Regions from separate parts of the Homo sapiens genome. Here region 1 is linked to region 2. The links are chromatin loops, found by intact Hi-C in ENCODE. Cell type or tissue: PC-3. All regions are shown on one strand. Each heading gives the region's core, and the rest is flanking DNA. Links, peaks and the distances in the headings are about the cores only. Region 1 has its middle 90 kb from the start of UBE2U. Region 2 holds the start of LOC124904732 (U7 small nuclear RNA).

Region 1 (16,682 bases), core at 6,990-11,989, 95 kb after region 2:
AATGTTCTTGTAGTTGTTTATCTCAAGGCTATGTTGGCATCATAAGATGAGTTGGAAAGTATTCCCCTTTATTATTGTTATATAGGAAACTTGGTGCAAAATGGGATAATTTCTTCCTTTAATAATTGAAGAATTTACCAGTGAAGCCAGCTGGGCCTGTATATTTAATTGTGAGAATGTTTCTAAGTAAAAAATTAATTTCTTTATTAGGAATAGAACTATTCAGATTTTTTATTTCCTCTTGTGCCAGTTTGCTAGGCTGTGTTTTTCAAAGATGTCGGCCATTTTATTTAAAATGTCTACTTTGTTGGCATCAAGTACTTATCATATTATCTTTTTAATGTCTACTGAATTTGTAATGATCCCCTTTTCATTTCAGATTTTGTAATTTGTCTTTTTCTTTTCTTGATCACATTGCTAAAGGTTTTCAAAGAATATTTGGTTTTCTTGATTTTCTCTATTTTGCATTTGTTTTCTATTTAATCCATTCTCTGATTATTATTATTGTCTTCTATTTTCTTTAGGTTTACTTTGTTGTGTTTTTATATTCTTTTTTATTATTATTATACTTTAAGTTCTAGTGTACATGTGCACAACATGCAGGTTTGTTACATAGGTATACATGTGCCATGTTGGTTTGCTGCACCCATCACCTCGTCATTTACATTAGGTATTTCTCCTAATGCTATCCCTCTCCCAGCCCCTTTATATTCTTAAAGTTAAAAATTAGATTATTGATTGTTTTCACCCTTTATTTCTAATATATGCATTTCAGGCTCTAATAATATCTCAGCAATAGCTGCAAACTGGGTACAGAAATTATCTCAACCTGGCTACAGAAATTAGCCAGGCATGGTGGCGCACTCCTGTAATCCCAGCTACTCAGGAGGCTGAGGTGGGAGGGTCGCTTGAGCCCAGGAGGCAGAGGTTGCAGTGAGCTAAGATTGCACCACTGCACCCCAGCCTGGGCGACAGAGTGAGACACTGTCTCAGAAAAAAACTTCAATTCAATTTCTTCCTGCTTCAATCTTGGGAGTTTGTGTGTTTCCAGAAACCTATCCATGTCCTAGTTTGTGCACATAGAGATGTTCATAGTAGTCTCTGAGGATCATTTGTATATCTGTAGTATCAGTTGTAATGTCACCTTTGTCATTTCTGATCGTGCTTATTTGGATCTTCCCTGTTTTTTTCTTGATTAATTTAGCTACCAGTTTTTCAATCTTGTTTGTGCTTTCAAATAACCGACTTTCTTTTTCAAAGATTCTATGTTTTTTTGTTTGTTTGTTTTTGTTTTTGTTTTTTTGGTCTCAATTTCATTTCATATTGCTCTGGTCTTAGTTCTTTTCTTCTGCTAGGTTTGCATTTAGTTTGTTCTTGTTTTTCTAGCTCCTTTAGGTGCAACATTAGGTTGTTAATTTTTTCTTTCTTTTTTATGTAGGCATCTAGCACCATAAACTTTCCTCTTAACCCTGCTGTTGTTATATCCCAAAGGTTTTGGTATGTTGTGTCTCTACTTTCATTTGTTTCAAGGAATTGTTTGATTTCTGCCTTAATTTCATTGTTTCCCCAAAAATCATTCAAGAGCAAGTTGTTTAGTTTCCATGTATTTGTGTGGTTTTGAGAGTTCCTCTTGGCATTAATTTCTAATTTTATTTCACTGCAGTCGAGAGAAGATGTTTGAGATGATTTCAATCTTATTGAATTTATTGGGATTTGCTTTATGACCAAACGTGGTCAATCTTAGAGAATGTTCTATGTGCAGATGAGAAGAATTTATCTTCTTTGATTGTTGGGTGGATAATTCTATAGATGTCTGTTTATTAGGTCTATTTGGTAAAGTGCTGAATTCAAGTCCAGAGTTTGTTAGTTTTCTGCCTTGATGATCTGTCTAATGGTGTTGGTGGAATGTTAAAGTCCTCCACTATTATATGGCTATCTCTTTTCTTAGGTCTAGTCTTATTTGTTTTATAAATCTTGGTGCTCTGATGTTGGGTGCACACATATTTAGAATAGTTAAATCTCCTTGGACCAGGCACAGTGACTCACGTCTGTAATCCCAGCACTTTGCGGGGCTAATGCTGGAGGGTAGCTTAAGCCCAGGAGCTTGAGACCAGCCTAGACAACATAGTGAGATCTCATCTCTACAAATAATTTAAAAAAATTTTCTGGGCATGCTGTCCTGTGCCTGTGGTCTCAGCTACTAGGAGGCTTAGGTTGGAAGATCACTTGAGCCTGGGTAGTTAAGGCTGCAGTGAACTGTGATTCTGCCACTGCACTCCAGCCTGGGCAACAGAGACTCCATTTCAAATAAAAAATCTTTTTGTTGCATTGAACTCTTTATTATTACATAATGCCCTTCTTTGTCTTTTTTTTTTTTTTAAACTGTTGTTGGTTTACATCATTCTCAGCAAACTATCACAAGGACAGAAAACCAAACACTGCATGTTCTCACTCATAGGTGGGAATTGAACAATGAGAACACTTGGACACAGGAAGGGGAACATCACACACCAGGGCCTGTTGTGGGGTGGGGGAAGCGGGGAGGGATAGCATTAGGAGATATACCTAATGCAAATGACGAGTTAATGGGTGCAGCACACCAACATGGCACATGTATACATACGTAACAAACCTGCACGTTGTGCATATGTACCCTAGAACTTAAAGTATAATAAAAAATATATATATAAATAAAATAAACTATTGTTTGTTTAAAATCTGTTTTATCTGACACAGGAATAGAAACCTTTGTTCTCTTTTGTTTTCTATTTGCATGATAAAACTTTCTCCATCTCTTTACTTTGAGCCTATGGATGTAATTACATGTGAGATGAGTCTCTTAAAGGCAGCAGAAGATTCCACCTTGTTTTTTTCTAATTGGGTTTGTCACTCTATGTCTTTTAAGTGGAGCATTTTGGCCATTTATGTTCTAGGTTAATATTTATATGTGAGGTTTTGTTCCTGTCATAGTGTTGATAGCTAGTTGCTTTGTAGTCTTAATTGTGTAATTGCTTTATAGGGTCTGTGGGCTTTGTATTTATGTGTGCTTTTATGGCAGCAAGTATTATTTATTTGTTTCCATGTTTAGAACTTCTTTGAGCATTTCATATAGGACTGGTCTGGTAGTGACAAATTTTCTTAGTGTTTGCTTGCCTGGAAAAGACTTTATTTCTTCTTCATTTATGAAGCTCAGTTTATGAAGCTTCATTTATGAAGCTTAGGGATATGAAATTCTTGGCTGGCATTTTTTTTTTAAAGAAAGCTAAAAATATGCCCCCAATCTCCTCTGGCTTGTAAGGTTTCTGCTGAGAAGTCTGCTGTTAGTCTGATGGGATTTCCTTTTCATGTCATTTGGCCCTTTTCTCTAGCTGCCTTTAAGAGTTTTTCTTTTGCATTGACTTTGGATAGTCTGATGACTATATGTCTTGGGGATGGTCATCTTGAATAGTATCTCACAGAAGCTCTCTGAATTTCTCATATCCAGATGTTGATCTCTCTAGCAAGATTAGGGAAATTTTCCTGAATTATTCCCTCAAATATGTTCTCCAAGTTGCTTTTTCTTCTCTCTCAGGAATACCATTAAGTTATAGGTTCAGTCACTTTATATAATCCCATATTTCTCAAAGGCTTTGTCCTTTTAAAAATTATTTTTGTCTTACTGGGTTAATTTGAAAGACTGATCTTCAAGTTCTGAAATTCTTTCTTCTGCTTGGTCTAGTCTATTGCTCTAGCTTCAAACTGTACTTTGAAATTCCTATAGTAAGCTTTTCAATTACAGACACTTTATTTGTTTTTTCTTAATATAGCTATCTCGTCTTTCATAATCTGAATAATTTTTCTGATTTCTTTGTATTGGGCTTCAATTTTGTGTTGGATCTTGTTGACTTTCCTTGTAATCCATATTTTGAATTCTTTTTCTGTCATCTCAGACATTTCAGTCTGGTGAGGATTCATTGCTAGAGAGGTAGTGTGATCCTTTGGAGGTATTGAATCACTCTGGCTTTTTATACAGTTTGAGTTCTTGCATAGATTCCTTTTCACCTGAGGAAGCTGCCACTTCTTATCTCTGAATTTGCTATCATTTGATTGGGCTTTTAAAATTTTTAAATTATTTCTTCCCTTCAGGGTATGACTAAGGTGTATATTGTATATGGTGTATGTTGTATGGTGTGTGCTTGTTTGGCTTTGCTTCTGGTTGTTTTCAGAGAGCCAAGGCTCTGTATGTGTTCCTTTCTCAGATGCTGCTTGTAGCAATGTATTTGATGTAAGGGCTGACACACTATCTCCTGCAGGGTTGAGGGTGTAGAGGTCTCAGGAGGCTTATCTCATGGATTAGCACAAAGCCCTTGTGATAGCAGGCTTTTTTGTTTGGTGGTGCAGTTCAGGCTGCAGTCCAGACACTTAACAGTAAGAGCTAGCATGAAGGCCAGTGCTGAGTGGAAGCACCTGTTCTGACTAGGGTGGTAGGAAGGGATGATGATGGGGTGCACTAAGGTCTCAGGGTAAGGATGAGGGATGCACCAGCTCTTTGTCCTGAGCTGGTAGGAACACGATCTGCTTTCCTATTATGACACTGTCACAGGGCTCATGACCTGTTTATAAAGGCTTTGTCTTTTGATTCCCAGCTGCAATGTGGCCAGGAGCCATGGGTACACGACTCTGAGGGCTACTACTAATATGGGGCTTGGGGCAGAGCCTCTTCCTCCAGGGCTCACAACTCTGTAGTCTGTCCTCTGTTGTTGGGGTACTGCTGCTTTATGTACGGAGTGGGAGTTGGGCTTCATTCTTCATGGAAGTCCAGGCAGACATTTCAGCAGGGGTGGAGCCACGCAAAAAGTGTGGAAAGTGCTTTCTTTGAGTGCATGTTCACTGTCCCCAGCAGGAAGAACCACTGCTGCACCCACAATAGCGTATGGGGGTGGAGGCAGGAGATGACCCCGCCCTGCATCTGTTCCTGGACTTTGGTATTGCCACCTTCAGTGGTTGGTGTTGCGTTCACATTTCCTTTGTTTCAAGGGGGCTTTGGTGAGCTGCACTCCTTCCTCCCTTAGGGACAGCGCACACCAAAGGTTAGATCTCCACGGGTCCCACAACTCCCCAGGGCCCTGCCATGCTTGCCAAAGTCAGAGCAGGTTGCGGGGTATGTTTGTGGGGAATCTGGTGGTGTGGTGGCTTAAGGGTTTAAAATCCCCAGGTGGGGCAGTGGCACCACCACTATAGCACCTACCATCTCAGTTTGGGTCTGAGGGGTGTGTGAACCCACCAGAGTGGGCTGGACACCTGGTTCTGCCCTTGGGAAATCCTCAAATTGCCACTGACAGTATTGCCCTGGGTCATGAGGGCACAGGGGCTCCCCAACAGTTTAGCAGTCAGCAGAATGTCAGAGGAGTGAGGGGAACAGAGAAGAGAAGCACTCCCATCTACCCTTTCCATGTGGCTTTGAGCTCCTCAGGTGTTAATTCCCATAGACACGTGAACCCAACTTTTACTTCTTCAGTCTCATGACATTGTTGGAAGCTCTGTTGTATTCTCTTTCTATGTTTAGCTGTCTTCCACCCATCTTCTTAGCCTCTCAACTCACTCTTCAATATTTAGCAAATAGGAAAAAGTCCTGATCAATTGTCAGGTTCAAGTCAGTAATATTTCCTTCTTTCTAGGATCTTGATCCTTCATATCCTGGATGCCTCTTCAACTCTTATGGCTTCATGAATATTTTTTAATATAGCTTTTTTTTCCTTATCTTGATTGTGTTGCTGCAAGTTACTCCATTATAACCACAGTTAATTTAATTTTAATTGTAGAAAGATTCCACATACATGACTCATGTATTCCCTCATAAAGCCATCTATTAGTTCTGTCTTACAATAAAACCTCAAATATATACACAGAAATCTTAGATTCTCAGATTACCAGAATGAACTTGGATATAACCAAAGAGGTTCAAATAACTAGACACTATAAATGTTACCTAAGATGGGAAGTCTTAATAATACAGTTCCAAAAATGGCTCTGATGGTTTTAGGGCAAATTCTTTAAAAAAATCCATAAGGGGTAAAATTTTACCCATGAAAATTAATCTCACTTTACAGAGCAGTAAGTGAAAGAAAGAGGATTAGCCCAGTGCCTGATGTATGTGTGCCTAAAAATGTTTATAAAATAAATAAAAGAAAACGGGTTGGAGCTGACAAGCTTGTAAAGGGGATTCTGATACTGAAAAACCACAATGCTTGAGTTCTGCCAAAATTAAAAAAGAAACTGATAAGGACTGTGAAGATGATGATTCCTTTGAGTGAAAGAACAAGCTACTTTGATCTTTCATTCAGTGAATAATTTTACGGAAGGATGGTCATATTACTCTACACAAAAGTCATGCAACTGAAATTTCTCTCTACTTTTATGAGGAAAAAAATGGCAAGATAGCAACCAGATGGTAAGAAAAACAGGTTTAACAAACCTCAGATTAGCACTTAAATAACTCAGAATATAGATTCAACTGCTTTGACAGACCTAAAATAACATGCTTTCGATTACATAGATCAGGAGTCAGCAAACCATGGTTTTGGGAACAAATCTGGCCCACCACCTGTTTTTGTAAATAAATTTTTATTGGAATATAGCCACACCCGTTCTTTTATGAATCGTCTGTAGCTGTTGTAGAGGTGGTAGCTGTGATAGAGATTGTGTGGGCTGCAAAGCCTAAAATATTTACCATCTGATCTTTTACAGAAAATAGTTGCCAACCCCTGGTATAGCCATTTCTCTTTTGTGTAAACCTAGGAGCAGTTATAGGGGCTCTTCTTTGTGAAGTCCTCAGGGCCCCAGGATCTTTCTATCTCTTAACCTTCTGTAAGATGTTGCTTTTGTCTTCATAGTCCAGGCTCACCATGAGGTCTGCATGACGTTCCAGTCAATCTACATCTACAGTGTAATAAGCAAAATGGTCTTCCAGTTAAAAAAAAAGGTTAAACTAAGTTCAATATATCCTGTTTATTAAGGTAGAAAAGCAACATATTTTAAAAATACTTCCATTTTTAATTCTCTGTGCCTAAAGGGGAAACTGATCTTATATACCTCTCCCTCCAAGCATCATGGGTAAAGGATGTGTTGCAGTATAAAAGCTGGAGAAAGGATGTTCCTTGGAATCAGACAGAGATCAAGCTGAATTTCTCAACTTTGTCCCTAAGGAAGTCAATATTTTTTTTTTTTTTTTGAGACAGAGTTTCACTCTTGTTGCCCAGGCTGGAGTGCAATGGCGTGATCTCGGCTCACTGCAACCTCTGCCAAGCGATTCTCCTGCCTCAGCCTCCTGAGTAGCTTGGATTACAGGTGTGTGCTACCATGCCCAGCTAATTTTGTACTTTTAGTAGAGATGAGGTTTCTCCATGTTGGTCAGTCTGGTCTCAAACTCCTGACCTCAGGTGATCCACCCACCTCAGCCTCCCAAAGTGCTAGGATTACAGGCGTGAGCCACCGTGCCCGGCCGAAGGCCAATTTTTTAAGCCCTCTGTGCTTCAGTTTCTTTGTCTCTAAAAATAGGTTGCTGAGTGAGATAGTTTGGATATTTGCCCCACCTACATTTCATGTTGAAATTCAATCCACAGTGTTGGAGGTGGGGCCTGCTTGGAGGTGATTTGATAATGGAGGTAGACTTCTTATGAATGGTTTAGCACCACCCACTTGGTGCTGTGACTTCTCACAAGATCTGGCTGTTTGAAAGTGCAGCACCTTGCCTTCTCTTTGTCTTGTGCCTGCTTTCACTGTGTGATGTGCCTGCTCCCCCTCTGCTTTCTGCCCCTGTCATGATTGTAAGTTTCCTGAGGCCTCCCCAGAAGCTGAGCAGATGCCAGCATCATGCTTCCTGTACAACCTGCAGAACCATAAGCCAATTAAACCTCTTTTCTTTATAGATTACCCAGTCTCAAGTATTTCTTTATAGCAATGCGAGAACAGACTAATACACTGAGTAAGTAGTTTTGAAGAGTAAATCAGATGTATATGCTGTGCTGGTGGGTTCTCTATAGCTGTTGGCTTCTTTTCTTTTCACGAGTTTTTTACTTGTGCCAATACGAAGTTGATCCTTGGAAATGTTAAGCAGACTGAAATCTCATTGGTTCCCATCCATAGAAACATACCAGGCCCTGCACATATGCATATATTTATTATAACAACTTTGTGTAAATCTCATTTATGTATAAATAATTTGTGAAGAGCCTAACTGGGAAGTACATCTTTCTGCAGACACTAACACTCAAGAAGCCTATGACCATTCTTGGGTAGTGGGGCATTTGTATTGGAGAGCATCATTGTATACTCTATTTGAAAAGCCTATAATTAATATCTTAAACTATATAATATAGTGTGACAGGCTTCTTTTGTGTTAACAAGAAGTTACTCAGTAATTCATTTCCTAGTCCTCTTACTGGAAATCATGATAAAATAATGTGGTTTTAATAAGGCTCTAATATGCTTTTCCAAGGGAATTCTGCAGTGCTTTAACAATTATCATACCATGACTTTAAGGCACTATTGCTTCAGGAATGAGTATAGCTTGTTACCAAAGGAGATGACATGTTCAGGGCCAGGAATGGGAAGTCTCAAACATGTTATACATAGTTGCTGTGGAATATAGAGATTTAATTGATGAATGCTTAGAACAAAGACAAATCTGAGATTCTAGCACGTGAGATGAAACAATGGTTCCCCCTCCCTGAAAACTACTGTTCACTAAGGAAGAAATAAAACAAAGAAAAATATTAATGCTTTCAGCACTAATTGCTTTCAATGTAGTAACTAACCTATTTCAGGTGCTTAATAATATTCCTCTGCTCTTTGGGGACCTTTGTTCATCTTAATGGGACTAATTTTGTTTTGATGTTAATTGTCCTTTAATATTTTGTTTAATTGTGCAATATGTCTCTAGGTTTTTTGAAAAAGGGAGAGAATTAATTCTAAGCAGAAAGCCAAACAAACAAATGCATATGACTCATTTTCCCTGAAAACATCTGAGTATTGTTCTGTATATGACTAACTAGACTTATCCTTCAATGAGCCAAGTATTTTTCTTATACACACATTATAAAATTTAGCAACAAGGAGGATAAGTGACCACCAACATTGATTTAATTCGATAAACATTATTTAAGCACCTATTCAGTGAAGACAGAACAAGATGCAGCACATGAGGATACAAAGGTAGATAAATGGTTCTGTAATCTCATAGTATGATAGAGACAAATGCATACAAAAATGGTATTGATATATGGGCACCTATGAAAATATAATAACTTTCATTTCAATTATGCTTTTATGGTTCATGATATGGTTTGGCTCTGTGTCCCTACCCAAATCTCATCTTGAATTGTAATCCTCATGTGTTAAGGAGAAACCTGGTGGGAAGTAATTAGATCATGTGGTGGCTTCCCCCATACTGTTGTTCTCATGAAATCTGATGCTTTAAAAGTGCTTGGCATTTCCCCTGCCCGCCCCCACCCCGTCCACCACCAACACACTGCCACCACGTAATATGTACCCTGCTTCCCCTTCCCCTTTTGCCATGATTGTAAGTTTCCTGAGGCCTCCATAGCCATGCAGAACTGTGAGTCAATTAAACCTCTTTTCTTCATAAATTCCCAAGTATCATGTAGTATCTTTACAGCAGTGTGAGAACGAACTAATACAGTTTACAAAGGACTTTTATGTTCCATTCTTATTCATTTAGATCCCACAAAAATCCATGAAGTATATGAAGATTGTTATCTCAGTTTTACAGAACATTGTGGTTCAGAGTTTTTGACTACCCTAAGATTATATAACAAATAAGAAGGAGAGTCAGGCTCCAAGTCTTTCACTCAATTCTTTGTATTATTCTGCTTTTTGTATATAACATGAAAGGACAGGGCATTAGTGAGTTCTCTTTAAGTAATGCTATGGACTGAATTTTTGTTTCTCCAAAATTCATGTGTTGAAGCCCTAATTTCCAATGTGATGGTATTTCGAAGTGGGACATTTGGGACCCACTGGGAACCTTTGGGAGATAATTAAGTTTGTCTCCATGAGGGTAAAGCCCCATGATAGGATTCATGCCCTTATAAAAGAAGAAGAGACCAGAGCCCTCTCTCTCCACCATGTGAGGATACAGCAAGAAGGTGGCCATCTATGAACTAGGAAGAGGGTCCTCAGCAGGTGCCTAATCTGTCAGCACTTTGATCTTGGATTTCCCAGCATCGAGGACTATGAGAATAAATGCCTGTTATTCAAGCCATACAGTCTATGGTATTTTGCTACAGCAGCCCAAACTCACTAAAGCAAATGTTAAGTCCAAGAACATATGCATTTGTCCTGTCAGGGAAGGCTGACCTGCTTATGTCACATCCAAATCATTTTACCGGCTTCTCAAGCCCTGGATGAAGTCCAAGTTCCTGGACCTAGTAGATGAGGTCTTCCATCTCTGGTGGTTTTTGCCAGAAACTTTGGCTTTATGTTTGCCATTCTCATCCTTGAGCTCCCACAGTACATTGGCACTTGCAGTTCCTCATGCACTTCACATAGTTTCTCACCTTTGCCTAAGTTGTCTTCTCTGCCTGAAATGTATTTTTGTCCTATTTAACCAGACAACCTCCTATCATCTTTAAGACTTGGCTATTCTACTTCCTATTGGAAGCTTTACAGACTGTACCAGAATCAATTAGGTTTTCCTCCTCTATGTTTCCATAATATGCTAATTGTATTTTCCTCATTTTAGTATACTCATGTTTATGAGCCTCTTTCCTTTCTTAAACTGTAAGTCAAATGAGGGCAGGAACTAGGTTTTATTTTTCTCTGGCACCTCTCACATAGAAAGTGCTGAGGGCTGTACAAATGACCAGGTTCATTAAAAACATAATCACCCCTGAAGTGAGGCTCAGGACAGTATATGACAGACCATTATAGGTCTTATATATTTTAAGGGTTGCAATTGGTAGATAAGAGAAGTTGCTCACTGGTTACATCAGTCTGTCTGCCATCCCCCTTAGTCTGGACTGGAAGATGTAGTAAAGACAGAATACAGTAAAATCTTCCTAGTAAAGAAGAGGCAACTAAATAGCGATAGTCTGAAATGTTGAAATAAGCAAATTATACTTTTATTAAAAGAGAATAGTAATATTATAAAAAGTTTAAATCAAAGATGCTTTATTCCTAGAAGCAGATAATTAGAGGTAGATAAAACACAAACAATTGTCTAGGTCAGTCCTAAGGTGTAATTATTACACACACACACACACTCACACATGATACTGAATTTCACTACTAATGCAAACAATGAGAATAAGAGTAACATAGTAATCCTATTACTACATTTCTCTATTCCAGCAGTTACCCTTCCTTTCTCCTAGTTGGACAATTAGTACCTTTTCCTTTTATTTTTTCCTACTTCATTGAGAAAAGGGGTGTTGTACTAATAGTAGCACCTAGAACCCTGACTCCCCTGTTCAGGAATGGGGGTCGATTGTGCCACTTGCGTCACCAGGCAACCCAAAGAGAAACTCTGAGGCCATCTGGCCCACCATATTTTTCATCTTCTCCCAAACTTACCATGACCCAAGCTAAACTTCATTTCTCCCCAATTCCCAACCTGTTCCTCCTGCAATCCCTATCTCAGTAAACAAAAATTCTATCTTTTTAGTTGTTCAGGTCAAAAACCTTGGGGTCATTCTTGACTTGCCTATTTTTCTCATATCCTATATCCAAACCATTAGAAATCTTGTAAATTCTGCATTCAAAATATCTGACCACTGTCCTCATCTTCACTGCTACTACCCTGGTTGAAGCCATTACCATCCTTCCCTTAGATTTTTACACTAGTCTCCTAACTCAACTCACAGCTTTGCCTCTGCAGCCTATTCACTACCCAGCAGCTGGAGGGATCCTTTAAACTATGTCAGATCATGTCCTACCTCAGCTCAAAACATTCCAAAGGTTTTCATTTCACTTGTTTAAAATTTAAAAATGTACAGGGTTTTTACATGACCTCCTGCCACTGACCTCACTGTGTTCATTCTGCCTCAGCCATGTGGGCCTTCTCCTTGTTCTATTATAAAACACATGAATAGACTCCTGCCCCATGGTTTTCTTTCCTGCTCTTCTCTAGGCCAGGAAGGCTCTTCCCATAGACATATGCTTGGACCATTCTTTTTCTTCAGGTTTCTGTTCAAGTGTCTAAGATGAGAGAGGCGTCCTGTGCACAGTCTGCTAAGCTCCAGCCCTCTTTCCCTGAATTTCCTATCACTCTATTTTGTATAGTTAAAATAAGGGATAATCAAAGTATGATTTCACAAATCACAAAGAGTATTGCCATACAAAGATATTTTGTTTCTTTTTGAATCACCTAAAGAAGGGAAGAATAATGAGAACAAATCTAGAGGGAATACACTTGATAGATGACGTACATTAACCACAGAGTGAGTTCCAATTTTGTTAGAGCCCAGTTATTAGTCTAGTTGCTCAATTAGGATAGAAGCAGGGCCTCTGTGGAAAGCAAAGTCTAAGTGAAATTTGAGGCATACTGTCAAAGGACAGGTTCTCAAGAGAGATGACTTGACCAACACAGGAGAGATCCATGAAGGCACCTAAGGTCTCGCGATGCTAGAGGGCAGTGCTAGTGTCAGCTGAGGAGGCTTTAAGCTCAAAGGCTAACTAAGCACGGCCTTGTTACAGCCTGAGCCAGCAATCTTGAAGAAGTGACTGATAGAGTGTATACTGCCACAGGCTGAGCATTCAATGTCTGCCAAGCTCTTGAGTTTATATGTATTTTGGAGTCAGTAATTCATGGATGAGTTAAGGTCAGTAACTAATGGATGAGGTCTGATAATGTGTGACATAACATTGTCAAGGGGAAGGAGATTACACTTCAAATTCTTATCATAGCAAAACTTGTCACTCATGTAGCAAACTATGTAAGTGTTTGGAACAATTTCAAAGCTTATCTAGTTGTATTTTTCTTTATAACTCTTATTACCACCTGATCTGTTATATACACAGTATATATTTGTTATTACATTTATTACCTTTTACCTCTAAAACAAAATTAATATCTGTGTGGAAACAAACTTAGTATTTTACCCTGAAGTATCTGGAGGAACTAAAATGTACCTGGCACTTGGTAGGCACTCAGTACATATGTGTTGATTGAATAAATGAATGAATAAATGAACATATTACTTATCATACTGCAAAAATTGAAAAGATTAATAATACTTCATAATGGTGAGGATATGGAGAACTAGGATTATACTCCGTTGGAGGATGAATTATTTTAGATAGCTAATTGACACTTGGAAATATCCATCAAAATAAAACATAAATATTCCCTTTGCTCCAGCAACCGAATTTCTAGGAGTTTCCACCATAACAGTACTAGTTTACAAAGAAATATGGCCACACAATAGTTACAGAAGTATTTTAATGCCCATCAATAGGGAATTAGTTAAATAGATTTTGTTGTATTGGAAAACGGTTTTGAAAGCAAACAAGGCAGATCTCTATGTTAATGCTGCCTGGGATCTGGTGTTGAGGAAAAAAATAGTAGGTTGTAGAAGTACATGAATAGAATGGTCCTTCTTATTTTTTTCAAAGAGAACATTACATAGATTTACATGTACACATGCTTACACACATTAGATGGTAGGATGTCATCAGCTTGGACTGGTGATTATCTCTGAGGGGCGTGGGAGGGTGATTTTGCTCTCTGATTTGAGCACTTCTCAGCTATTTGAGTTTTTTCATCATTATTTTAAATGATGGAAATTAAACATTTTTACTTTATTTAAAAATTATTTTTCAATGCCAAGTTTCTCAGAAAGCCTAAAAGAGCAATAAAGATCGATATGAGGACTTGGTTTGAATATTGGCTCTGTAACTTACTAGCCATGTGACCTTTAGCTATCAATTTAATCTCTCTTGAAATCACATCCATTACTTGACAAGGAGGCAGGCAGCATATGACTCCCACCTGGTTGTACAATGGGGAACCTTTTTGGACACTGAACCACACTAAGGAATAGTAGATAACTGAATAGATGAGCTTTTGGAGAGGAGGTTAGCTTAATGCTGTTTCATGTCATTTGATATTGACATTAATAGGCTCCATAAAGCTTCTTCCCTTTTTATCCAGGATGTGAACCAGACATCTTTAAGATTGCAGCAGTTAATTTTATCCATTCAAGCTTCCCAATCAATGCTTTTACTTGGAAAATATTTATGCTTAGGATGCTGAAAAGCTTTCTCCGCAGTCAGGTCCCTAAGGCATTCTAATATCACTTTTTAGAGTTGAGTGCTGAGACCTTGGGCCCTTGAAGTGAGAAACAATAAATAATAATGACTACAGAACTTGGCAAATATAAAGCTCTAGGCAAAGTTGTAGAAAGAGTACTCAAGCGTGCAGAATAAACAAGATAATATATATAACTTTCTCAGTTTTTGATCCTAAAAATTAGAAGTAAAAACAGCAGCTGTAATTTTGAACGTTCAACAATCACATTGCAAGCATTTTGTATATCAACTGTCATTGCTTATTAGTGCACATTTCCTTTTCTTTTCAGTCTCTGTCTCTCTATTTCCATTTGCACTCTCCAACCTCATCCTGTAAAGCCCTGTTTACCCTCAGAATCAACTGCTGAGCTCTCTCTCTCAAGGTCCTCGCTGGTATCAATTTTCCATGTACCCCCAGAAGATTCAACTTTCCACATCACTAATTTCAACATGTCTGTCTTCTGCTTAAGTGTTTCCTAAGAGATGCAGAATAAAGTTTAACTTTGTAAAATTGGTACTCAAGGCTTCTTCTGTAATCTGTTTCCCTCATTTTGTCATAAGAGAAAGTAGAGTACGTGGTGTTTAGAGACCTGGGTTCAAGCTTCAACTATGATTAGCTTGTTTGGATTTCTTGATCTCTTTTAGCTTCAATTGTCTCATCCCTTTGTAAAATGAGATTTATAATAATGCCTATCTCTCAACGTTATTGTGAGGATCAAATGAATCCATGCTTGTGAAAGCACTCTAGACAGTAGGCACTGTAAAATACAATAATAGTAATAGCATTTATTGAATACTTGTATGAATCCAAACCTCACAGCAACCTAGAAGACTTATTACCATTTCCATTTTATAACAAATGAGGTACACTTGGGTTAAATAAGGCATCCTGGTTACACAGTCAGGCAGTGGCACAGCTAGAAGTCAAACCCAGGCGTGTGGCCCAGAGCCCATGCTCTCACCACTCTGTGGCACGGCCACTGGACGTGATGACTGCCCCTTCCTGACAAAGAGACATTCATTCAGGCTCCCATGCCAGTTAGTTCTCTGTTCTCAATCTTTTGGAGCATACACACTCATTAGATGGATCTATTAATAATTCCTCTGTTTTCCAGCATTCAACAAGATAGATGGTGCTCAATGATCATTTCTTGAATAAGTGAGTGTTATCTAATTCCGTATTCTTCAAACTTACCCATTTATAAGACTCACCCTGGGCACTTGTTAAAAATACACATTTCTTGCCCATTAAAGCCACAATGAGGTATCACCCCTCTCACCTCTCACAATGGCTACAATTAAGAAGACTGAAGATAACAAATGTTGACAAGGATGTGGAGAAAAGAAAATCCTTGTATACTGTTGGAGGGAATAGAAATTAGTACAGCGATTAGGGAAAACAGTATGGAGTTTCCTCAAAACGCTAAAAATAGAACCACCATGTAATCCAGGAATTCCTGGGTATATATTTAAAGGATATGAAATCAGTTTGTTGAGGAGATCTGCACTCCGATGTTCATTACAGCACTAGCCACAATAGCCAAGATTTAAAATCAACCTAAGTGTTTATCAAGGGATGAATGAATGAAGAAAATGTGGGATACATACACAATGGAATACCATTCAGCCTTAAAAAAGAAAGAAATCTTGTCATTTAAAACAACATAAACGGACATAAAGAACATAAGTGAAGGCTGGGCATGGTGGCTCAAGCCTGTACAGCACTTTGGCACGCCAAGGCGGGTGGATCACCAGATGTCAGGAGTTTGAGACCAGCCTGGCCAGCATGGTGAAACCCCATCTCTACTAAAAATACAAAGATTAGCCAGGGGTGGTGGCACATGCCTGTAATTCCAGATACTTGGGAGGCTGAGGCAGGAGAATCACTTGAACCTGGGAGGCAGAGGTTGCAGCGAGCAGAAATCGTGCCACTGCACTCCAGCCTGGGCAACGAGAGTGAAACTCTGTCTCAAAAAAAAGAAAAGAAAAGAAAAGAAAAGAAAAGTGAAATAAGCCAGGCACAGAAAGTCAAATGCTGCATGATCTCATTTTCATGGCAATCTAAAAAAGCTGAACTCAGAAGCTGAGAGCGGAATGGCAGTCACCAGATGCTAGGGGTTGGGGGCACCTGAGGGGATGTGGATCAAAAGGTACAGAACTTCAGGTAGAGAGGGGGACTAAGTTCAAGAAATCTATCGTACATCATGGTGACTATAGTTACTGACATATTTTGTCTACTTGAAAATTGCCAAGTGATTAGATTTTAAGTGTTCTCACCACAAAAAAAAAATGATAAATATGTGAGGAAATGCATATGTTAATTAGCTTGATTTAGCCATTCCACAATGTATACATATACCAAAATGCCATTCCATATGCAATAAATATATATAATT
Region 2 (16,682 bases), core at 5,021-10,020:
GGGATTCAATAGAATTAAATTTAATTTTTTCTTTATTTCAGGAAACATGTATTGCATTATATTCCTGACTATTTTTAATGTTTTATTTGACAGGTTCTATTATCATTATCTCAATTATTATCATGTCAGATCTTCATTATCTTTCATATCTATCATTTTCTTCTAGTTACCTTAATCTCTTTGCCTTGTTCTTTTACATTCATGTTGATGATTTAAAGTGTTTTAATATTACATTAATTTTCTTTTTACTTTTTCTCTTGTTGGGTTTCTAATGGTATGATTTGGTTTCTTAATCTGTCTACTTAGCTTTGCATTTTCTTCATTTTTTATTGTGTGTCATATTGTCACTGAACTCTTCTTTTATTAAACTCATAGTCTTATCAAATCCTTTGCTGACATAAAGCACTATGGCACGTTTATTCACGTTGCTTGTGCTATATTTTCTCAAGAATGCTACATATGTTTTTCTCTTTTGCATGATATAGTCTGTCTTTCTTTCTTTTCTTTCTTTCTCTCTTTCTTTCTTTCTTTCCTTTCTTTCTTTTCTTTCCTTTCTTTCTTTTTCTTTCTTCTTTCTTTTTCTTTTTTTTTGTGATGTCATGTATTTACATACTTACCATGCTCTTTCTCTCTTTCTTTACATTTGTACTTTGTCACTCTTCCCATCTTCTCTAATGCCAGTTTCTTTCATTTCTCTGAGCCATAGTATGAGGACTAGGTTTTGCATTCCATCCACTTTGCTGAGGCCTAAAGGCTCAGGAATCTGGGAGTACTAGATTTTCGTAGGGATTGATTATAGCCCTTCTGTGGGACCTAAGCTCTCTTTTTTTCTGGGATCCCATTAATTCTTCTATACTAGGGTCTCCTTCACCCTGTTAGAGATGTAACCCATTTCAGTGTCCTTTTGAACAATTCTGCAAAAACAGCACAATCTCTGACAAATAAAATCCTGGTGGCCTTGCCCAACCCATTAATGTCCTAAAGTCATGTCAAAATAGTGGAAATAGAATAATATAAACCCCACTTTGGGAAGGAAAATATGAAATTAGAAATAGAAGGTCTGTCTTCAAGAGTGATAATAGCCTGATTTTTTTTTCATACTTGTAGAATCAAGAATTTACAATGAAGAATTCTCTTTAAGAATCAAATCAGCTTTGAGAGAGAATTCTGTAGCAAATTACTTACATAAAATGTCTTTGCTTATAAAGGTACTGTGCTATAAATTGCCTTTTCTGTGCTGATAAGAAAGCTGAAGACTCTGGAATGTTTAATATCCAGGTTGCAAAACAAAATAACTCACATGGCGACTGGTCATGTTGAGGCAAAGCTCTACAGTAACATGAAAATTAACCATGTATGTTTTTTAATCACAAATAACAAAGATTTCCCATTGATTTTCTTGATATTTAATATATAACTATAAGGACTTTTTGTTGTCAAGTTATTTTTCTAGAGTTCTCATTACTCCTGTGATACATAATCCCTTAGCCTCAATGTTTGAATAGACTTCAAGATTTTGAGAAATCTTTTATATAATTACACAAAGTCATAAAGTATGGCTAGTGAAAAAGGTAACGATGGTTCACAAAATATACATATTATTAATTATTTCAGATGTAAATACATTTGCAATGAATTCATTATGCTTTGTTTACCTCTGTTTTGTCATAGCTTTCCAGGTCTTGTTTTCAAACACTAAAAATATCTCAGAATATTTTCTTGTGTTGAAACATTAATTTACTCAGCTGATTCTCTCGGAGTAGTGGTTTATAACAAGCTTGTTAAAAGTGTTTTTGACAGTTTCTAAACCTAACCCCAACATGAATCCAAGATGGATCAAAACAGACAGAATGTTTGAAGAGAGAAAAAATGTCACAACAAAGATAGCTTTGATTCTTCTATAATTAAATAGTGCTATGGATTGAATTAAACACACACTATCCTAGGCTGAAGTTGAGCTGATTTCTTGTGCTTCAAAATCAGCCAGAACCCACTATCTGAGAAAAAGAAATGAATAAATGATGTTGGTAAAGAAATAGTTAATTCTTTGTCAGCAAATGGGCTTGCCTATCCTTGAGATAAATTGAGCCACATGAAGGTTGTACTTCTGTCATAAAATGTGTGTGTGTGTGTGTGTGTGTGTGTATTCTAGTAGAAGTGAATTTTTAATCAGATTAAACTGTCTGAATAGGTAGTCAGTGTGTGAATTCCCCGCCCCCACCTTTTCTTATGCTAATGAAGATGTGGTGTCAGTCACTCTTGGCTTGTGTTCCTGCTAGGCAGTTATGAGTAGTGCGACCTTGGACAGGTTATTTAACCTCTTTTGAGCCTGGGTGTTCTCAACTGTAAATGTGTGGTAGTGAGAAATAAAGGAGTTAATATGTATAATAAAAATGCTAGGCATTTTGTAATATGTATGATTGCTATACTACTGCTGAGTTTCTAGCATATTTTGAAGACATAGGTAATGGCTAGAAGTTGGCAAGGCTCAGGGGTCTGCACATATAAATAAGACATGGACCCTGCCTCAATGAGCTTACCATCTGAAAGGTAAGAGAGCAATGGTGACTAGCAGCTAAGAGAACACATGACAGTCACCTGTAAAAATGGCAAACTTGTTTACCCAGGTCAATGGCTTATACTCATGGCCAAAGGATCTTCTTGAAATAATAACTATTCTCTCTTCCATGAATAATTTACATAATGATAAAAGACTACTAGATGTGACAAAATGGTAAGAGAAGAAGGTGAACACAAAGAGCACATATTGAGGACATAGCAGAGTGGTGGTAAAAGCCAAGATAATTGACATTAACTGGGTGAACATTGACTTCGTTCTTTGCAGAGTATATTTGTGAGACTTTGGGCAAATGACATTCTCTTTGGACTTCAGCTTTCTAAAATAATGCTAATGGGGGTTGGAAGGGAGGTGGGATGGTTAATGGGTAGAAAAAATAGAAAGAAGAATAAGACTTAGTATTTGGTAGCACAACTGGGTGACTATATTCATAATAATTCAATTGTACATTTTAAAACAACTAAAATCATATAATTGGATTGTTTGTAACACAAAAGATAAATGCTTAAGGGGATGGATATCCCATTTTCCATGATGTGATTATTATGCATTGCATGCCTGTATCAAAATGTCTCATGTGACCCACAAATATATACCCACAAAAGTTAACAATTTAGAAAAATAATAAAAATTAAAAAATAAAGTAATGATAACAAAAAGCTTTTACTGAGTGCTTCCTGTGTGCCAAGCATCAGGAGAACCCTCAAGCTGCCTTATTAGATAGGTACTATTATTTTCCCTATTTTACATCTGAGAAAATGGAAGCTCAAGGAGGTTAAGTAACTTGCCTAAAATCACACAGCCAGCAAATATTTCTGCTGTTACTTTCATGGAGGCAGCATGACTCCCAAATCTGTGTTCCTAATCCAAAAAACATAAACTTGAAGATTTCTTTCCCTTTAAATTTCATGTTCTGAATGCAGTGAAAATGCAATTGGCTCAATGATTTTTAATAATGGGAATAGTTTTGGAAATTTTGTTGACCTAAACAAAAATGAGTCTAAACAGTGGAATGTTTAAACCAGAGTCTCTTCTCCTGGTTTCTGTCCCCTCTGAACTTGGAACCATACTGTTGTCAGGATGGGATCTCAGCATGGGTAACTTTGCCTTCAGGTACTTTAAACAATGATTTCTGCTAATTATGTTCATCTGGATTCTCCTAGGCACTAAATTCCTCCCATAGGAAAAATTTACTTTCTTCTTAAGGTTGTTGAATTACTCATTAGTTCCCTGGCACAAAAATTTACTGAATGATAACCGGATGACTTTCACAGTCATGTTTTGTTGTTATTTAGACCATCATTAATAGAATGTTTCTTCCTAGAGAGTATTTTAAACATATCCTTATAAAAGTCCCATTGAGTAGATATTATTAATATTGTCTCTATTTTCAACTGAGCCCCAGGGAGGCTGATTAACAAAGATGACTGAGGTCACAGCTGCTCCCTAAGGAAATTTACATTTCTGGAAAATAGTTAAGAGTTGCCGCTAGACTTTCAGTTATGCCAACTGCTCTATCTAACCTCCTTCTGCTATGACCCCTCCCCACTGTTGTCTGTATTAAAGGACATAGGAAGTACAGGTATATCTGTGATGTCCTATTTGATAGCTTTTCCAGAAATGTGAAGGAAGTAGATAGGTGATGTAAACTCTCACATAGACCTGCATGCACAAACAAGAACAAAAGGGCCATTAAGTGAGGGAGTGGGGAAATAGAGTTAAGAATTTAAGGCTGGGCACAGTGGCTCACGCCTGTAATCCCAGCACTTTGGGAGGCCAAGGTGGCGGATCACGAGGTCAGGAGATTGAGACCATCCTGGCTAACACGGTGAAACCCTGTCTCTACTAAAAATACAAAAAATTAGCCAGGCGTGGTGGTGGGTGCCTGTAGTCCCAGCTACTTGGGAGGCAGAGACAGGAGAATGGCGTGAACCCAGGAGATGGAACTTGCAGTGAGCCGAGATCGCGCCACTGCACTCCAGCCTGGGCGACAGAGAGAGACTCTGTCTCAAAAAAAAAAAAAAAAAAAAGAGAATTTAATGAGAATACAGTTCAAACTATTTGACTCCTTATAGACTAAATAGGCAGTTGATTAAAATAATATTCATTTCAACCAATTGATCTGGACTTTTTGTAGACTGTTGAAGTCTCATGAAAACATAAAACAAGATTGTTGCACTTTTAAAAGTCTCTATCAGACTTCCTTCAGGCTCTAGGCTCATGATAATGATTGGAATAAAACTGGTTTTGACCACAATGAGATATCATCTCACACCAGTTAGAATGGCAATCATTAAAAAGTCAGGAAACAACAGGTGCTGGAGAGGATGTGGAGAAATAGGAAGGCTTTTACACTGTTGGTGGGACTGTAAACTAGTTCAACCATTGTGGAAGACAGTGTGGCAATTCTTCAGGGATCTAGAACTAGAAATACCATTTGACCCAGCCATCCCATTACTGGGTATATACCCAAAGGAATATAAATCATGCTGCTGCAAAGACACAGGCACACATATGTTTATTGCGGCACTACTCACAATAGCAAAGATTTGGAACCAACCCAAATGTCCAACAATGATAGACTGGATTAAGAAAATGTGGCACATATACACCATGGAATACTATGCAGCCATAAAAAATGATGAGCTTATGTCTTTTGTAGGGACGTGGATGAAGCTGGAAACCATCATTCTCAGCAAACTATTGCAAGGACAAAAAACCAAACACCACATGTTCTCACTCACGGGTGGGAATTGAACAATGAGAACACTTGGACACAGGAAGGGGAACATCACACACCAGGGCCTGTTGTGGGGTGTGGGGAGCGGGGAGGGATAGCATTAGGAGGTACACCTAACGTAAATGACAAGTTAATGGATGCAGCACACCGGCATGGCACATGTATACATATGTAACAAACCTGCACATTGTGCACATGTACCCTAGAACTTAAAGTATAATAAAAACAAACAAAAACAAACAAACAAACAAAAAACAAAAAAAACTGGTTTTGAATGGAGCTCCTGCTAAACAGATGAATGGTGGGAGCTGGAAAGTTACTGAAGGACAGCCAGCTTTTTCTGCAAAACCACACAGCAATACACAAAGCCATAATGGTAAAAATTGCGTACATCTGAGAAGAAGGTATAAACTAACATGTTATGGGGAAATGAAGAGGGCTTGGGAGAGAGAGGAGGGTCGGAGATTAAAAGAACTCCAGGGATGGAGCCAGAACCCAAAAGAAACCAAAGAAAAAATAAAAGTAAATGCTAAACAGCTCCCCTTACAAATGACTTTCACATGCATGGTAAGAAGTGAACTAAAAGAAAACAAAACCAAGAGATATAATAGACACATTATGTAACAAGGATTACTAAGGAGGGGCTAAAACAAGAAACAGACTTGGAATAATTTGGATATGGAAAGTTTATGCAAGAGATAGACACAACAGGCTAGGGGGAATTATGCCAACATGGGTCAAGGCGGATATTGTGTCTGAAGGGAGAAAGAATGTCACATAATAAATAAGTTGGCAGTGGGACAAAATATGTTTGGATGGAAATAAAAGATAAAAGGAAACTAAGACTAATAGGAAATTATTATAGACCATCTGGGTCAGATAAAAAGGCAGCTCAGAATGTTTATGCAGATAAGGATGCCCAAGAAAAATACAGTATGGTCTGGGATAGTAACATTAATATCATATTACAGCAAAGTGATATATTGGTTACATTTCTGGAGAAGACAATGGAATTGATTACAGTCTAGTTTTGCAAATCTTTTGGAGGTCAGAAACCTAGAAAATGGCTAACAGAGAAGGATTCAGAACAGTTCAGGGCAGGCTGTCACCAGACAGACATCCATCCCTAACATTCAGTGGTGTCAGAGAAGACTTGATTATCTCACTCTTCCTGTCACACCACCACCCTGGTGACCTGCTGCAATTTGATGTTCTCTATTGACCCTGCCCTCATCATCTCAAAGACTTCTTCCTGCTCCAGACCCTCTCGCTCCTACTCCCTTCTTCAAGTCCAGCTCTTAAATTCATGCAGCACGGTGCCCTCATAAAAACATAATTGGCCTATCCCAGCAGCTTCTGGCCATTTGCCTGGTCACAGGGCTTTGGTCTGGAGGTTGTAGCCAGACAGCCTTGGAAAATGGGAACCAAAAAGAGACAATAGCTGAGATTTTGGCCCACTTACTCCTGGACCCTTGAACTGCAGTAGCAATGACAACAGCATCAAGCAAACTGTATTGTTTTTGTGTGCAGTGACAACCTTACTGACTGCCAGACAAGGTGGCCAGAATTTTGAAAACTTTAACAGCAGGGCTGTTACAGGCATACCTTGGAGATACTTCCAGTTCAGTTTCAGAACACTGCAGGAAAGTGCATATTGTAATAAAGTGAGTCACAAGAATTTTTGGTTTCCCAGTGCATATAAAAGTTATGTTTACATAATACTGTAGTATATTAACTGTGAAATAGCATTATGTCTAAAAAACAATATATATCCCTTAATTTTAAAATACTTTATTGCTAAAAAATGCTAATGACCATCTGAGCCTTCAGTGAGTTGCAATCTTTTTCTGGTGGAGGGTCTTGCCTTGATGTTGATGGCTGCTGAATGATCAGGGTGGTGGCGGCTGAAGGATGGGATAGCTGTGACAATTTATTAAAATAATACAGCAATTCAGTTTGCCAGATCAAATGACTTTCCCTTTCGTGAAAGATTTCTCTGTAGCATGTGATGCTGTTTGATAGCGTTTTACCCTCAGTGCGACTTCTTCCAAAATTGGAGTCAGTCCTCTTAAACCCTAATGCTGCTTTATCAACTAAGTTTACGTAATATTCTAAATCCCTTGTTGTCATTGCACCAATGTTTATAGCATCTTCACCAGGAGTAGATTCCATCTCAAGAGACCACTTGCTTTGCACATCCATAGGGAGCAACTCCTCATCTGTTCAAGCTTTTTTTTTCTTAGATGGAGTCTCACTCTGTCACCCAGGCTGGAGTGCAGTGGCACGATCTCGGCTCACTGTAACCTTGCCTCCCGGGTTCAAGCAATTCTCCTGCCTCAGCCTCCTGAGTAGCTGGGATTACAGGCATCTGCCACCATGCCCGGCTAATTTTTGTGTTTTTGTATTTTTAGTAGAGACGGGGTTTCACCATGTTGGCCAGGCTGGATCTCGCACTCCTGACCTCAGGTGATCCACCTGCCTCAGCCTCCCAAAGTGCTGGGATTACAGGTGTGAGCAAGTTTTATCATGAGATTACAACAGTTTAGCCCCATCTTCAAGCTCCACATTTCTTTTGCTATGTTCACCACATCTACAATTACTTCCTCCATGGAAGTCTTGAGCCTCTCAAAGTCATCCGTGAGGGCTGGAATCAGCTTCTTTCAAACTCCTGTTAATGTTCACATTTTGACCTCCTCCCATGAATCCTAAATGTTCTTAACGGCATCAAGAATGGTCAATCGCCACGAAATACTATGCAGCCATAAAAAGGAACAAGATCATGCTCTTTGCAGGGGCATGGATGGAGGTGGAGGTCATTATCCTTAGCAAACTAACATAGGAACAGAAAACCAAACATTGGGCCGGCTGCAGTGGCTCACGCCTGTAATCCCAGCACTTTAGGAGGTAGAGGTGGGCGGATCTCGAGGTCAGGAGATCGAGACCATCCTGGCTAACATGGTGAAACCCCATCTCTACTAAAAATACAAAAAATTAGCCGGGCATGGTGGCAGGCGCCTGTAGTCCCAGCTACTCGGGAGGCTGAGGCAGGAGAATGGCATGAACCTAGGAGGTGGAGCTTGCAGTGAGTCGAGATTGTGCCACTGCACTCCAGCCTGGGCAACAGAGCAAGACTCCATCTTAAAAAAAAAAAAAAAAAAAAAAAAAAGAAAGAAAGAAAACCAAACACTGCATGTTCTCACTTATAAATGGGAGCTGAATGATGAGAACCCATGGGAGGTACAACACACACTGGGGCCCTTTGCGGGTGGGGAGGGAGAGCATCAGGAAGAATAGCTAGTGGATGCTGGGCTTAATACCTAGGTGATGGAATGATCTGTGCAGCAAACAAATGTGGCAAATGTTTACCTATGTAACAAATCTGCGCATCCTGCTCATTACCCCTGAACTTAAAATAAAAGCTGAAGATTTTAAAAAAAAAGAAGTGAGTAAGGAGCCCCCATGGCTGGCTAGATCCGTTCCAAACCTGTCAGGGGTAGCTTCCCAGAGATGGGCATGCACATTAGAGAGAAAAAGTATTCTTAAAATGACCCCATATGGTAATTAGCTATTCAAGGGTCATGCATATGGACTACATATCATGCATGTACTTAAAATTATGGGATAGAGGCAATACATAAGTGCACAAGGGCCAAAGTAATGAAGCAACCCACCTATCAATCAAAAGACAGAACTGGCTAGAGATTAGACAGCTAGGGAAGAGAAGAGAAAAAAAAAAACGTATAAAAAGACACAAGCTACACCAGACTGGGCTGATCTCATTTTGCAGAGGTGAGTTCACAGTTCACTCTCCCCTTTGAGAGTGTAATACTGTGTGTAATAAACTTTTGCTGCTTTGCTTTGGGAAAAAAAAAAAAGGAATGGCGAATGCTTTGGTTTTAATTTACTTTGTCCATCAGCGGAATCACTATGACAGCTACAACCTTATGAAGTGAATTTCTTAAATAATAAGACTTGCAAGTAAAACGTACTTCTTGGTCTATAGGCTGCAGAATGGACGTTGTGTTAGTGGGCATAAAAACATTAGGTCAGGCACGGTGACTCACGCCCGTAATCCCAGCACTTTGGAAAGCTGAGGCAGGTGGATCACCTGATGTCAGGAGTTTGAGACTAGCCTGTCCAACATGGCGAAACCCTGTCTCTACTAAAAACACACAAATTAGTCAGGTGTGGTAGCATGCACATGTAATCCCAGCTACTTGGGGGGCTGAGGCAAGACGATTGCTTGAACCTGGGAGGTGGAGGTTGCAGTGAGCCGAGATTGTACCACTACACTCCTGCCTGGGTGACAGAGTGAGACTGTCTCCAAAAACACAAAAACAGCATTAATCTTCTTGCATATCTCCATCAGAACTCTTGGCTGACCAGGTGCATTGCCAATGGTCAGTAATATTTTGAAATAAATCTTTTTTCTTTTTAACTGTAGGTCTCAACAGTGGGCTTAAAATATTCATTAAACCATACCATAAACAGATGTGCTATCATCCAGGCTTTGCTGTTCCATTTCTAGAGCACAGGCAGAGTAGATTTAGCATAATTCTGAAGGGCTCTAGGATTTTCAGAATGGCAAATGAGCACTGATTTCAATTTAAAGTCACCAGCTGCATTAGCCTCTAACAAGAGAGTCAGCCTGTCCTTTGAAGCTGTGAAGCCAGGCATGGACTTTTCCTCTTTAGCTATGAAAATCCTAGATGACATCTTCTTTCAATAGAAGACTGCTTTGCCTACCCTGAAAATCTTTGTTAGTGTTATAGCTCTTTTAGAATTTGTCTAGCAGGTTTTCTGGTTTTCATCCAAAAACCCCCATGAAGGGGGGGAAAAAAAGAGGAAAATCTGTTTAGTGTAGCCACCTTCATCAATGACCTTAGCTAGATCTTCAAGACAACTTGTTGCAGTTTTTACAATAGCACTTGCTACTTCACCTTTTCTGTCATGGAAATGGCTTCTTTCTTCTAACCTCATGAACCAACCTCTGCTAGCTTCAAGCTTCTTCTGCAGCTTCCTCACCTCTCTCAGCCTTCATAGAATTGAAGAGAGTTAGGCCCTTGCTCTAGATTAGGCTTTGGCTTAAGGGAATGTTGTGGCTGGTTTGATCTTCTACCCAGACCACTCAAACTTTCTCTATATCAGCAATTATGCTGTTTCTCTTTCTTATCATTCACGTGTTCACTGAAGTAGCACTTTTAATTTCATTCAAGATCTTTTTCTTTGCATTCACAAGTTGGCTGCTAGATGCAAGAGGCCTAGCTTTCAGCCTATCTCAGCTTTTGACACGCCTTTCTCACAAAGCTTAATCATTTCTAGTTTTTGATTTAAAATGAGAGATGAGGCCAGGCATGGTAGTTCATGCCTGTAATCCCAGCATTTTGAGAGGCTGAAGCAGGTGGATCACTCGAGGTTCGGAGTTTGAGATCAGCCTGGCCAATGTGGTGAAATCCTCTCTACTAAAAATACAAAAATTAGCCTGGCATGGTGGCGGGTGCCAGATACTCAGGAGGCTGAGGCAGGAGAATCGCTTGAACTGGGGAGGCGGAGGTTGCAGTGAGCCAAGGTCGTGCCACTGCACTCCAGCTTGGGTGACAGAGCGAGACTCTTTGTCTCAAAAAATAAATAAATAAATAAATAATAAAATGAGGGATGTGTGGCTCTTTCACTTGAATGCTTAGAGGCCATTGTAGGTTATTAATTGGCCTAATTTCAATATTTTTGTATCTTAGGTAATAGGGAGGCCTGAGGAAAGGAAGAAAGAGGGGGAAGTCGGTCGGTGGATCAGTCAGAACCCATCCAGCATTGATCAGTTAAGTTCACCATCTTATATAGGTGTGGTCTATGCTGCCCAAAACAATTACCACAGAAACATCGGAGATCGTTGATCACAGATCACTGTAACAGATATAATAATAATGAACAAGTTTGAAATATCGTGAGAATTGCCAAAATATGACAGAGACATGAATTGAGTATATGTTGTTGGAAAAATGGTGCCAATAGACCCGCTCAGCGCAGCGTTGCCACAAACCTTTAATTTGTAAAGAAATGCAGTATCTGTGAATTGCAATATAATGAAGCGCAATAAAGCGGAGCACAATTAATATGGTGTGCCTGTGGGTCCTCACTTCATTTCACCTTCTCATCTGGGTTCAGAGCCCTCTTCTTTCACTGCACATATCATTGCTGTGTTATAGATGAAGAGGGCTGCATCCCACTCTGGATTTCAACTCCCCGAGGATCGAGATTGAGTTGCTTATGGCCCTCTTGCCAGAGATTAGCATCCTGTCTAGTAATTATGGATGTTCAGTTATGATATAGAGTGAATAGAATAATTAGGGAGTAACTGGAAGGAATCAAGTTTTAAATATAAGATTTCTGTTATAATGGCAATAGGGGAGATAATTTGCCAAAAAGGCTGGTGGAGTGGGAGTGGATGGCAAGGGATGGTACCTGTCTGGTGTCCTTCAATTCAATCTGGAATTCCCTCCGCTTCTTACATGAAGACCAGTCCCAGGCATGCTGTTCTGATCCAAGAGTTAAAAGTACATCCTATGAAGATTTGAAAGATAAATGATTCCGGCATGGATGCCCCTTGTCTATTTTTCTTGTCACTTCTATGAAAATGTCAAGTTACCTGGGAATCAACTCCTCTGGGCCCCCTATAACACCTAATGATTTTGAATGGAATCTTGTAGAATATTTATGTCTTAAAAAAATAGAGCGAACGAGCCTAGGCAACATGGCAAAACCCTGTCTCTACAAAAAAAACAAAAATTAGCTGGGCATGGTGGTGCACACTTGTAGTCCTAGCCACTCAGGAGGCTGAGGTGAGAGGATCGCTTGAGTCCAGGAATTTGAGGTTGCAGTGAGCCATGATCACACCACTGCACTCCAGTCTGGACAACAGAGCCATATCCTTTCTCAATAATAATAATAATAATAATACATAAAATAGAATAAATGTATTGCAATGATCTCAGCCTCATTAATAACATGTTCTAACCTAGTAGTTCCCAAACAGCTATATTAGAATCATCTAGGGAGTTTAAAAAGGAAAAAAACCAAAACAGATTCCTGGTTCCAACCCTGGCTTTATGAAGTCAAACTTTCTATATGGTATCAAGGAATCTATGTTTTAAATCATTAGGTGTTTCCAAAGAATACTTTGATTTAGAAACTACTTCTTTGATCAAATTAATTTCTTAAACAAATAAAGGGCCACTTATTTGGTTTGTGAATGTCTCCAATGAACATCTGTACTATTTTTAGAGACAATAAAAGTCACAGAAGACAGGTAGAGTTAGTAACTAATTAGTAACTACAGTTCTTTTAAATGATAATTTTTTCTCTTATGTGGGCAATTACCAAATAAAATTCATTACTATTTAGCTATATCTCCATTTAGCCTGTATAATAATAATGATCTATTAGTTTGTCTTTCAATAGTGCTTATTAGTGGGTTCGATATATATAGGTCAGTGTGTCGAACAAATTACCCTCAGAAGCAATTATCAGTTCTTTATGTTCTTGCTTAAGGAATTGTTGGATATGACTGGTGTGATTGAGGGATGTGAAATAGAGGTGATGAAGGAGCTTCTTCAAGATTCCAGGAAATTCAGAAAGGAAGAGAATACGGACTGTTTTGAAGTTGATTCTAACAAACCATTTGCCTGCAGTTGAAAGGTTTTGCTATATTTTTTTGAGTAAATAACTGTGATTTGGAAAGGGACACAGTAAAAAAGATTTTAAAATCTCCACCTTCAATGAGTTTTCTGTTTCTTCTGGGAGATAAGTTATGCAGCCATAATTTAAGGTAAAACACAATGTGCTATAGCAGAAGTAAAACCAAAAGTGTTCTAAAAAGGTGAAATTAGCTTAGAACTATGCTAAAAAGACTAATGACGTGCTATCAGAGAGCAAAACACATTATGAAATTACAGTAAATAAGTGTTTGTGGTATCTGTACAAAAATTAGACAGATAGGACAGGAAGAGTCCATAAAGACTGTATTCTATACAATCATTTAAGAATAAAAGAGATAAATCAGTGGTGAAAGAACAGTTTATTCAACAAATAGTTATTAAAACATTGCAAAGCAGATTTAGATCAGAATGAATTAGATTTTTCTGTCGTATCATCACTAAGATCTAATTATTAAAAGTGATAATACTCAATATTAGCAAGAGTATAGTGAGATAAATACTCTCTTATACAGCTACTGGGGATACAAATTAGACTAATCTCTCTGGAAAGCATTTTGTAATATGAATTAATACATTTTAAAATATTCACAATCTTTTAATAGTTCCACTTATATGCATACACATACACATATGTATGTATATCTATGTACATGTATGTGTTCACAGATATACATATATACACACATATCCCTAAGATTGTGAAATTTCAGTTAAATTCATTTATAAAATGGTCACTATAGTGTTATTTATGATGGTAATAAAATTAGAAAATTCATAGTTGATTAGGACAATTATTAAGTAAATTGTATTACTTCAACACAGTGGAATAGGTCTGTTAAAAGTTATCTGTTGGCAGTTTTTTATTGATATGTTCGATAAAAAAGGTAGGATACTATCACCTCAGTATTCAAAACATAGAAAACCAACCAGCTGGAAATATATATTCCAAAATGTTCATCTTGCTGTTTTGGAATTATGGGATTATGGGTGTGCCCCTCCTCTTTCCAAATTTTCTGCAATCTACATTTTAGAGTAGTTTCTTGACATTCACAGGTGATGTATCTGAAACAGTTGCTAATCCTCAAATGTGAATACTTTCACTTTCTCAGACTTTAGTTCTGTCTATTGCAGCACTGTCTCTTTATCATCAGCACTGTCAGTTGGATTTCTTCTCACACAGAATATTTTTGTTACATCCTTAAAGCTACTATATACTTGGTAATGAGAAGAGAACAACAGAGCCACATTGAGCTCAGATTCTGGTCTTGCGGTCAGCTAGCAGTAATAGCAGTAGAGAGCAAATACTTCCCTTTCTAAATGTCCCCTTCCACGACATTCAATTAATAACAATAACAATAAAAAGAATTATTTGATATGGACAATTGACATTCTCTGATTCTAATATAAAGAATGAATACATGTATCTTAAGAAAATGTTGCTATTTTTCTTGATCAAAGTTAACGTAATGTTGGCCAAGCAAGCCCTAAAAGCCAGATTGTATCCTCTAAGTCCCTCCTATAGAGAAATGTAGGAGGCACCGCTCTGCCAGCCTCACTCATCAATAAGCCATTCTGGTTTTGCACCATCTGCAAAGAATTCATGATCAAATTCACATCAAAGCAAAATTACCAACTACCAGGTCATAGAACTTAGGTCTTTTTCTTGAGTAATTAAACTGAGGAACAGTAAGTTTATTATGCCAAAGTCTATGTTAAAATTCAAAGGTAAGGGAGAGCAATGGAAAGAGAAAAAAGAAATTAATTTGATGTGGGATGGTGCAAGTACGATTTTCATTAAGTATTCACAGGTGCAAATGTAATTTTATTTCTCTACGACTAAAAGTAACTATATCCTCAGTCTTCCCCAGCCCCAGCCCCACAAATTCTTAATCTGAAAACAAAACTTTCAAAATTATTAACAGAAGGTGGATTGATAATACAAAGACTCTATCATGGCAATATTCTTTCTTCCTGTGGTAAATCTGAAAGGTTAGTTTTGTTTGATCCAAGTTGTTCCTGATTTTTTTTTAAAAGTGGCATATGACTTAGGTGAAAGGGGAGCAAGTACAGTATGACTGGAGCATATAATATGTGGGTCAGTGTAAGAGGTAGTGTTTGATTTTAGTGGTAAGAAGGAGGTAAGACTAGAAAGGTAGGTTGGAGTTAATCAGGATCCAAGTAAAAAAAAAAAACCGAAATATTTCTAGATATTTTAAACAGAAGGAATTTAATACAAGGAATTGGTTACATGGGTAAGGGAATGAGAGAGAGAGATTTATAATAAAAAGGGGGTGGAGTGGTTAGTAAACAACAGTTTAGTAACTGCATGAAGCGACTACAGTTCTTAGGCCTGGGAGACAAAAGGATGAATCTGGTGTTACCGGAGTCCAAATGTGCAGAGAAAGGCTGTTTGGCTATGCTAGAACTCATGGCTGTTGCCGCTACTATGGAGATAATGTGGGTTGCGGAAGGATACAGCCACTTGCGGAGGAGTTCTAGAAGCGGATAAGAAGGAGGAAGAATGGATTCTCCATCTTTTTATTTTCTACGTCCTGCCAGTGTCCTCTACTGGCAAAAAATAACAACAACAACAACAACAGCCAGTTGTCAAGGAATTCTGGGAAAAGTAGTATGTAGACCCTCAGGTTTAGAATTACAGAGCAGAATAAAGAAAAGTTGATATGGGCTAAAATACTATAGGTCTAAACTGAGAAATGTCAGTAAGGAATTTGGACTTTTAGAGAAGTTGTAAGGACTTGTAATAAGTTTAATTATATGAATAAAGTCTCAGGAAAGAAGTGGGCTAGATTTCTCAGTTTCACATCAAGGTACCCAATCCCATCCCACCCAGCCCACCAAGCTACTATGGGATTTCCTTTCTCTCTACGCATGTGTATTAGAGTACATGCTTTTTCCTATCCACTCCTTTAACTTCTCCCAGGGCCAGAGAAGAAATTTAAGGACTAGGAATAAGACATTTTATAATGGTACCATTCATTGTTAGTGAATGTGGAGAATGTTTGTAATGGAACCCAGAACAGGAAGAGAGGAAAATGCATCATTTTTAGCATAATAATGGCCAGAGTTAATATTTCACAAGAAATAAAATCATACAAAATCAACATACAAAAATCAGCATTTCTATATGCCAGCAGTGAACAATCTGAAAAAGAAATGAAAAAAGTAATTCCATTTACAATAGCCACAAAAAATTAAATACTTAGCAATCAACTTAACCAAATAAGTGAAAGATCTCTCTGTAATGAAAACTATAAAACACAAATGAAAGAAATTGAAGAGGACACCAAAAACTGGAAAGATATTCCATGTTCATGGACTGGAAAATTCAATATTGCTAAAATGTCCATACTACCCAATCTACAGATTCAATGTAAACCAATGACATTCTTCACAGAAATAGAAAAAAACCTATAATTTATATAAAACCACAAAAGACCTAGAATAACCAAAGCTATCCTAAGAACAAAGAACAAATCTGCAGTACCTAACTTCAAGTTATACTACAGAGCTATAGGAAACAAAACAGCATGGTACTGGCGTAAAAACAGACACATAGACCAATGGAAGAGAATAGAGAACCCAGAAACAAATCCACACACCTACAGTGAACTCATTTTCAACATAGGTGCCA

What was found. A loop is a pair of places that touch in the nucleus more often than their neighbours do. Peaks named below come from ENCODE experiments on the same cell type or tissue, not always from the same donor. Only the 100,000 strongest peaks of a DNase experiment are listed, where the experiment ranks them.
Region 1: it touches region 2 in a loop (4-fold over the local background); 1 of 110 quality-filtered maps calls a loop at or near these places.

The regions. Positions count from the first base shown.
Region 1 is chr1:64,284,919-64,301,600 of GRCh38, reverse strand. No RefSeq gene overlaps it. Among named protein-coding and RNA genes, the nearest start is that of UBE2U, 90 kb to the right of the region's middle. In PC-3, for the core only: no CTCF peak of the experiment used is centred there; no DNase peak of the experiment used is centred there; H3K27ac peaks cover 386 bases.
Region 2 is chr1:64,377,857-64,394,538 of GRCh38, reverse strand. LOC105378774 (a long non-coding RNA gene) reads right to left here. Exons shown (of 3, transcript XR_947460.4): 2 at 11,778-11,876; 3 at 10,968-11,219. LOC124904732 (U7 small nuclear RNA) reads left to right here and starts at 10,080; the gene lies at 10,080-10,141. It also overlaps the pseudogene RNU7-62P. In PC-3, for the core only: no CTCF peak of the experiment used is centred there; no DNase peak of the experiment used is centred there.